Linked DNA regions of Homo sapiens: region 1 is linked to region 2. Evidence: read pairs that join two places in POLR2A ChIA-PET (ENCODE). Cell type or tissue: HepG2. All regions are shown on one strand. Each heading gives the region's core, and the rest is flanking DNA. Links, peaks and the distances in the headings are about the cores only. Region 1 overlaps CHN2 (chimerin 2). Region 2 overlaps CHN2 (chimerin 2).

Evidence for each region. ChIA-PET counts read pairs that join two places held together with the same protein. Peaks named below come from ENCODE experiments on the same cell type or tissue, not always from the same donor. Only the 100,000 strongest peaks of a DNase experiment are listed, where the experiment ranks them.
Region 1: POLR2A ChIA-PET joins it to region 2 with 8 read pairs; 3 of 35 experiments call an interaction of 5 or more read pairs at or near these places.

The regions. Positions count from the first base shown.
Region 1 is chr7:29,394,997-29,399,392 of GRCh38, forward strand. It overlaps CHN2 (chimerin 2), which reads left to right. Exons shown (of 13, transcript NM_004067.4): 5 at 3,377-3,490. Among named protein-coding and RNA genes, the nearest start is that of PRR15-DT, 170 kb to the right of the region's middle. In HepG2, for the core only: no CTCF peak of the experiment used is centred there; no DNase peak of the experiment used is centred there.
Region 2 is chr7:29,448,488-29,452,883 of GRCh38, forward strand. The region is part of intron 6 of CHN2 (chimerin 2); the gene reads left to right. Among named protein-coding and RNA genes, the nearest start is that of PRR15-DT, 110 kb to the right of the region's middle. In HepG2, for the core only: no CTCF peak of the experiment used is centred there; DNase peaks (open chromatin) are centred at 1,344 and 1,644.

The DNA of each region.
Region 1 (4,396 bases), core at 223-4,222, 53 kb before region 2:
GTTTCCCTTTATTTTTTTAAAAAATGAAGGGTGTTTTTTTCTTCCACTTAAAAAGTAATACATGCTTCATTCAGGAAACGCACATACACATTTATTCCTAGAAGGAATCACAAGAAACTATTGACAATGGATACCTTTAGGGAGAGAGGAATTTTGCATTTTTAGTTCTTTTATACCTTCAACTTTTGAAATTGGAATTTTCTGCTGTGCACAGGTATTACTTCTGTTTCTAAAAATAAATTATGGCTGGGCACAGTGGCTCACGCCTGTAGTCCCAGCACTTTGGGAGGCCAGGGAAGGCAGATCACTTGTGCTCAGGAGATTAAGACCAGCCTGAGCAACATGGGAAGACCTCATCTCTACAAGAAATACAAATATTACCTAGGCATGGTGGCACATGCCTATGGTCCCAGCTACTCAGGACCACAGGTGGGAGGTGGGAGGATCACTTGAGCCCAGAAGGTCAACTGAACCATTGCACTCCAGCCTGGGCAACAGAGTGAGACCTTGTACAAAAAAAAATTAATAAATTAATACCAATTAACTTGGAAAATTAGAAAATAAAGGAAAATAGAAGAGGGAAAATACCCATAGTTCTACCATGAAAGAGAATCATTGCTAACCTTTTCTCTTCATCTCTTTCTGGTCTTTGTGCATGCTTGCTTTTTTCTTACCAAGTTGCAGTCATACAAATATATTAGATATTATAGGTTGGAGATATTTGGACTTTTAAAAATGATGCATAAAGGGGATGACAAGCCACAGACTGGTCTTCAGGTGCACAAAATTGTCATTTTCTTCTTTTGAATGATTGAATTTAATTTAGTTATTGACACTGTTTGACGCTGTCAATCACTTAAACTTGCCAATTCAAGTGAATTAAAACTTAAGTTCTAGGTGACTATAGTTAAAACAATTTATTATATATTCCAAAATAGCTAAGAGAGGCTTTCGAATGTTCCTAACATAAACAATAAATGCTTGAGGTGACAGGCATCCTGATTACCCTGATTTGATCATTATACATTGTACTTATGTATCAAAATATCACATGTTCTCCATAAATATGTACAATAATTATATATCAATTAAAAATAAAAATAGAAAAAGTATGCATACTCAAAATCAAGAATTAAAAAAGAAACATAAGACTTAGCTGCTTTTGACTGGGCACAGTGGCTCACACCTGTAATCCCAGCACTTTGGGAGACCGAGGCGGGTTGATCGCCTGAGTTCAGGAGTTCGAGACCACTCCGGGCAACATGGTGAGACCCGCCCCCACTCCCCGCATCTCTACTGAAATACAAAAAATTTGCCGGGCATGGTGGGGTGTGCCTGTAGTCCCAGCTACTCGAGAGGCTGAGGCAGGAGCATTGCTTGAGCCTGGGAGGCGGAGGTTGCAGTGAGCGAGCTGAGATCGCGCCATTGCACTCCAGCTTAGGCTACAGAGTGAGACTCTCTCCAAAAAAAAAAAAAAAAAAAAAAAAAATCTAGCTGCTTTTGGGTTAACTGCCTTGTTTAGAGACTACCCCTTTTCCTGTCCCTTCTCCTGGAGTGACCTGGGGCAGGTCCCTCTGCGTGCCCTGTCCTGCTATTGTTACTCTGGCCCACGGGCTGTGTCTTCGACATCCCAGCTTTTGTCTTTTCTACTTATGTGTTGGAATATTGGCAATGCTGTCTGCCCCTCCCACTCTCCTGCTGCATGTCCCTCCCCCCACACCCACCCCCACACTCACTGCCAACCCACCCGCCAACCCATCCGCAAGGCTGCCCCCAGGGCTCTTTGCCCAGGCCATCTGTCCCATCCTCTCCAACCTGGCTCAGGCTGCACAGGAGGCTCCTCCGCAAAGTTCCTAGGTCCAGTGACCTCACTATCAAAGCTCCAACACCTCTGCTCCAGGCCCCAATAAACTGGCCTCCCGGTTCCAATCCACACCTGCTATGCAGGGCCAGTTAGACCCCCTGAGACTGGGCTCTGCCTCAGTCCCTCCCACCAGAACCGGGGATTCACAGAACATTCATCCTCACTCAGAAGAGCATTGCTCCAAGACCTCCAGACATCAGCTGTTGAGATTTAAAATCAAAATTTGGGAAGCCAGAAAGCCTTTTTCTTCCAGGCCATCACTGCCGTACACCTTTAAGAAGCGATTTTGAAACACAAAGCCACAGGCTGCTTCTGACCTCACTTTCCTTGGACAGAAGCTTCAGCTTGGAAGGTCTACTTTTTAAGGATAGAGGGAATTAGGAAATAAATATTGTGATAGGCACTTTTAAAAATGTTATCCTTCTGCATTTGTACTCTAACTTAATCTTTGCATTCCTGAGGAAAATACAAAACAAAAGAAAATTTGTCTAGCTTACTTCCCTTTCCTCCTCTTCAAGAAAGTAAAGGTGTTTTTCTCTGTCCAGAAAATTTATTCTCTGATTTATTATCCAAAGTTCTCCAAGGTTGGATAATCCTAGAAAGGGGTGTTACTCCTTTCCCAGAAGCTTGAAGTCCCTTGGGACTGCCTCATTTCCCCAACCCAGCTTGCCCCACTTTCCATGAAATACTGGTTGATCAAATCTCCAGTCCTGTGGGAGGAGCAGCTGTATTTACTTAAAGGCAACAGGGAACGTGGGCTGGTTCCTGACCCAACTCCTACCTCTCCCTATTCCTCTGTGGAGTCACTGTCCACTCTCTGGGCCTCAGACAACTGCCTCCACATCAGAGTGATCATGGGCCAGCACACAACCCTCCCGGATATGCCACATTTTCCACATGCATGTGTATGGGTTTTAAAATGGTAGAGAAGATAAATTTATCTTTAAAAAAGAAAAATAGGTACATTTTCTAAAATACCCATAAGCTATTGCTCTCCAAGTGTAAATAACTGGAAGAATGTTGATGATAGCTACCTCTTTCCAGAAAATGAGCCTCTAAAATTAACACCACCCTGCACCTGAAGCAAGCAGGTTGCTAATCAATAAATGTCCACTTGCAATTAGGATAACACATAGTTCTCTGAGCTGAGAGCTAAATTGGTAATTGCTCTTCTGTTATTTCCCATGGTTAAAAAAAAGGGGGGGGGGGGGCGGTGGTTGAGTAACCTGGCTTTTTGTTTCAACTTTCATTTTCAACTTGAAAGCAAAGACAATAGCAGAAAGCCAGGTGGACTGGGCATCCTTCCTTTTGTTTGCCTGCTTGAATACTTGTGTTTGGAGCATGTGAGGGGTGGTTCCAAGTCACTTAAGATGGGCAGTAGTCACCCCCCTTCTTCACTCAGTTGTGGGGCTGTCGATTCTGGGTGCCCCCACCATCCTTTTAAGGCTAGTTCTTTGTGGTCCTTATTCTGTATGTGGTCTGTTCAGAGCATTGATGGTCTTGTACCTTCAGGTTTCATGGGATCATCTCTCGGGAGCAGGCGGATGAGCTTCTTGGAGGCGTGGAGGGTGCCTACATCCTTAGAGAAAGCCAGCGGCAACCAGGATGCTACACGCTGGCTCTCAGGTGAGGCGCATTTCATTCCTTGTTTTCATTGCTGTACAAGTGGCTTCACTGATGTTTGCCCATTTTTAAGAATTGTAGCAGAGTATACATAACACAAAATTCATCATTTTTCCCATGTTTATGTTATGAGGGGGGGGTCCCACTCTCTCACCCAGGCTGGAGTGCAGTGGCACAATCATGGCTCACTGCAGCCTCTGCCTCCCAGGCTCAAGTGCCTCCCACCTTAGCCTCCTGAGTAGCTGGGACCACAGGCACACACCACCATGACTGGCTAATTTTTTTTTTTTTTTTTTTTGAAGAGAATGGGGTCTCACCATGTTGCCCGGGCTGGTCTTGAACTCCTGGGCTCAAGCCATCCGCCTGTCTCAGCCTCCCAAAGTTCTGGGATTACAGTCAGGAGCCACTGCACCTGGCCTCCTTTTAAAATTTTTAAGTAAAATTCAGTGGCATTAAGTACATTATTAATGTTGTACAAACATCTCCATATTCATTTCCAGAACTTTCTCATCATCCCACACAGAAACCCACTACCATAAACAATTACCCCTCCCTACTCCTTACTTGATATCTTCACTTGTTTCTGAAGCACCAGCAGTATATCAGAGTTTGTTTACATTTCCTCAGCCGCAGATGCTATCGGTAGGTGTGGACACTGGGACTCTGATCATGGACACACAGTAAACTGGAGAACCATCTGGAAAGTTAGTGTTTCTACAGCCACCTCTGCCTGCACCATCTAGCTGGCCGAGGCTGCAGCGTCTTTGCCTCAGCTCCCAGCAGCCCATGTTGAAGGAAGGGCTCCTTCACCTGGCCTTGCACGTGCAGACCTCACAAGACCTGCATTTGCTCATGGGGTTCTCTCAGGGTTCACCTTGTTGACCCCAGGAACCTGTCGTGAGGGCAGTC
Region 2 (4,396 bases), core at 136-4,135:
AAGTCATTCTTCACCAGCTACCCCACCCCAAGCTTTTAGATGTGACCCAGTCTCCTAATACATCCTGTAAGATCCCGCCTCATAGATCACTACCCACTTCCCTTACTTTCTTCTTTCTAGCCATAATGAATTTTCATTTCTGTAATAGATCACCCTGTAACTCACCTCCAAGTCTTTGCAAATTCTATTCCCTTTGCCTGAAATATTCTCCTGGGCTTTTTCTCACTGTTTGGCTATCTCCTTCTCATCCTTAAGGTCTCAGAGGAGTCATCACTTGTTTTGGGGAGTTGGGGAAGGCTTTGTGCCCCAGAGCACACTATATCTCCCCCACCTTAGCAGTTATTGCTCTGTATTATAATTGTTTGTTAGCTTCTGTTATCCCCAACCAGACTGTAAACTCCTTGAGAACAGAAACCAGTCCTGGCATCCAGTACAGGGCATGGTCCATACTAAATGTGTGCGGAATTTAATTCACTGTAAAAAATGGTGCTACCTCGCCCTTCATCAAACCCAGCATTTCTGATTTACAAGTTACCAAGTCAGCTCATGGACATTACTGCTCAAATTCAGCCATAGGAGCTTCATACTGCAAGAGAGACTTGATAACTTTGCAGCATTAAGTTATTTGCCGGCAAGTTAAACTTAGCAGAATAAACCCAGAGTGAAGTGTTTCCTTATTATTTCACACAAGGGAAAAAGCAGAACAACTTAGGAATTGCAGGAAAAATGGGAGGCTCTAAATAATTAAGGTGTGTTGGAATTAAGGTGAGTGTCTGAAAAAAAATAATCTATGTGTCAGGAAACCTGGTTTGAAGCGGTAATAATGGAAAGCAAATCTGAAGTTGTCCTTAAATCAATAGAAATCATTCAGATTCTTATGGTGGGAGACTAATAAGTCAGAATCCGTCCTGCAGGCCCAGAACAGAGGTAAATAGGCATCATTTTGTAAATAAAGTATTATTGGAATACAGCCACATCCATTCATTGAAATATAAAATATGGGAAAGTTCGTACTACAATGACAGAGTTGAGTGGTCCAGACAGGACAGAGACTATATGGGCTACAAATCGTAAAGTATTTACTGTTGGTACTTTACAGTTGCTGATCCTTGAGCTAGGAAATGAATAAGATTATTTGCATTCATTCAGAATCATTTATGGAGTTCTGTAGTATGTTGAGCACAGTGCCTGGCTTATAGTTAACTCAAATAAATGTGGGCTGTGATTGACATTATAGTGGTTGGGCATTGATGAACAGACACTGGGCTCAGGTAAAGGCCCTGCTACAGAAGGCAGGGGTACAGATGTTCAAGGCATGTGAAGTAATTTAGGCCAAGGCCAAGCCCAAAGAGCAAAGACAAACTGAGCTGGGTGGTAACTTGGTGTTTACTCTGTTCTAAAGCAAACCACTCTTGGAGAATGTTTTTATCACTTTCTTTTCTCTATTTCCAGAGAAAACGATCACAGGCCAAGCTTAATTTGTGGTTAGTCAGTATTTCACTCTGAGTTCCGTGAAGTGGCTTCCAGGATCTTCCCTAGGGGATGTGGTACAGGTTTAAGAAATTCAGGGTGTGTATTTCACATCAATTGAAGAATCTCTTGAAGGCAAACAGAAAGGTTAGTTTCTTCTGTTTGCAGTGCACACTTTTGTTTGCATGTGAGCATGAATCATCAGTCTCCTCACTAAGCATAATCCAAGCAGACGAAGCTCAAATTAACACTAAAGGAAGGTAGCAAGAATGAGTTTGTTTTTAAGGATTTTGTGGTAGGCAGAATAATGGCCTCCAAAGATATCAGATCCTAATCCCTAGAGCCAATAACTGTGACCTTACCTTGGCAAAAAGGTTTATGCAGATGTGATTACATTAAGAATCTTGAGATGAAGAAGAATCTTGGATAATCTTTGTGGACCCTAAATACCAGCACCCGTCTCTTTTTAAGGGAGAGGCAGAAGGAGATTTCACAGACAGTCACAGAGGAGAAGTCCGGGGGAAGTGGAGCAGAGAAGGATTTGAAGATCCTGGGGTGGTGCAGCCACAAGGCCAGGCATGCAGGAAGCCCACAGAAGCTGGAGGAGGCCTGGAACAGATTCTCTCCTAGCTCCAGAGGGAGCACAGCCCTCGATTGCAGCCCCAAAAATTCTTTTCACACCTCTGGCCTCCAGAACTGTATGAGAATAAGTTTGCCTTGTTTTAAGCCACCAAACTTGTAGTAATTTGTTATAGCAGCCACAGAAAACTAATACAGATGTATTCATCAGATGAATGGTAGGTACATTACTTCATTACTTCTTTTTTTTTTTTGAGATGGAGTCTTGCCCTGTTGGCAGGCTGGTGTGCGGTGGTGTAATCTTGGCTCACTGCAACCTCCGCCTCCCAGGTTCAAGCAATTCTCTGCCTCAGCCTCCCGAGTAGCTGGGATTACAGGCCCCCACCATCACGCCCGGCTAATTTTTTTATTTTTAGTAGAGATAGGGTTTCACCATCTTGGCCAGGCTGATCTTGAACTCCTGACCTCGTGATCTACCCACCTCGGCCTCCCAAAGTGCTGGGATTATAGGCGTGAGCCATCACACCCGGCCTCATTACTTCTTATACCATAATAAATAAGAAAGAGAGAGAAACAACAACGCACCCCCACCACCACCACATTAACTTCTGCTTTAGCCACACAAGTAAGAACAGATGGTAAATAATACAAGTTACTGGACTGGGGTTGGAAGAGATTTTTGTCTATTATGATGCTGAGAACAGTGCCCAGAACATGTAACATGCTCAGAAAAGAGCAACTCAATACATAAATGATATCAAGGCAGGTAAAGTTCCGTGTGAATTGTCAGCTTGTAATGGCATTAGGACCCTGGATGGATACTGTGATTAAGCGTGGTGCACAGACAGCTGCCTGTTTGAGAGCCATTTGTTACCAGTCCATGGCGAAATGGGTACAGAAGTACAGAGGTCTTCAGAAACTACTTCTTACTGCTTTCTTTTAATCCACTGATTGAAAAAAATGACATAGTTGATAAAGAGCTGTTGTAAATTCAACAATGTTTTTAAAATAAATTTGTAATTAATTACAAATTTATTAATTAATCACAATATATTACGTTTTAAAATGGTCATATACGCGAAGAAGAGAGAAATAATTTTAGGAAGCTGTATTTATTCCAAATGTAGAGAATTCTCCAACCACATATAATAATCATGAGCCCCTGAGAGTCCATGACCTGGAGGTTCAAAGCTACAAGCCAATCCCACCAAGGAAACTAGGGTGTGAAGGCACTCTGTGATTAGCCCCCCGTCTTACAATTTAGTTAGCATCCGAGACAGGCCCAAACCCAGAGCTTGTGTCTTCTGAATCCCATTCCAGTGCTTTTTTAGTAGCCACTGATGTGACATCTCATGGACCTCCTAGAGGTGGTCTCCTAGGCAACCTGGTGCATGCCCATAGGCCTAAATCAGGCTAAAGAAGGAAGGTCATCATGACCGCCACACCACCCGTGGAGGACAGCAGGGTCCTTAGGGTCCTGGGCAGGTTGCACGTGTGTGTGGCCTTGCACTGAGACAGGCCACACTTGATTTAATGCCCTGCTGTTGCCTTCTTGAAGTTCTTAATAATTTTCAAAAGAGAACATGCAGTTTTATTTTGCATAGACCCCTACAAATTATATAGTTGGGACTGTGCAAGCAAGGCCGTTTGGATCCAACTTCATTTTATTTCTAGTTTGCTTCTGCTGTCATTCTGGAGACACAGCCTTCATTATTGCACCTCAGGATCTGACAGACCATCATCTCCTGGGTGAGGACACAATATCGCCAGGCTGGGCCTCGGGTGAAGGAAGGGAAGGGTCTAGAGCGCAAAAGTTAAGGAGGCCCTTACTCTTGGGGGTGTGTGAAGGCAGAGCCGGCACCTGAGAGGGAGTACCCCTTAAAAATTGCAGCTCACTTTCCTCACCCAAGTCTCATCCTGTAGTACACCTGCAGTATGCCTGTAATGTTCCTGCAGACACCTGCAGTACAGTATTCTCCTGCTTCCTTTGCCTCTGCGTGCCTCTGTGGTCACTGAATTTTCATCAGCCAGATCAGGTGGCACACAGAAACCTACCCCATTGACTTGTTCTTAGATTTTTCTAAAAGTGTTCTTTATTTGCTCAGTCTCTGTTAAGGAAGAATTACATTTCCCCATTCTCTGCAAGACTCGCCATGGTTGGCTGGTGCATGCTCTACTGTGTAAGTGTAATTTGATATAAAGCTGAATTGTCAATAGCATGAAACATTTTATAGGAAGAGTGAAAGAGTAGATGGTGGTCTCATTCATTCTGTCCCGGAGAGCAAGAGCAGTGTGGCATGGTAGCAAGTGAGGAGAAATCAGAGAAGCTCAGTTCTCATCCCGACTC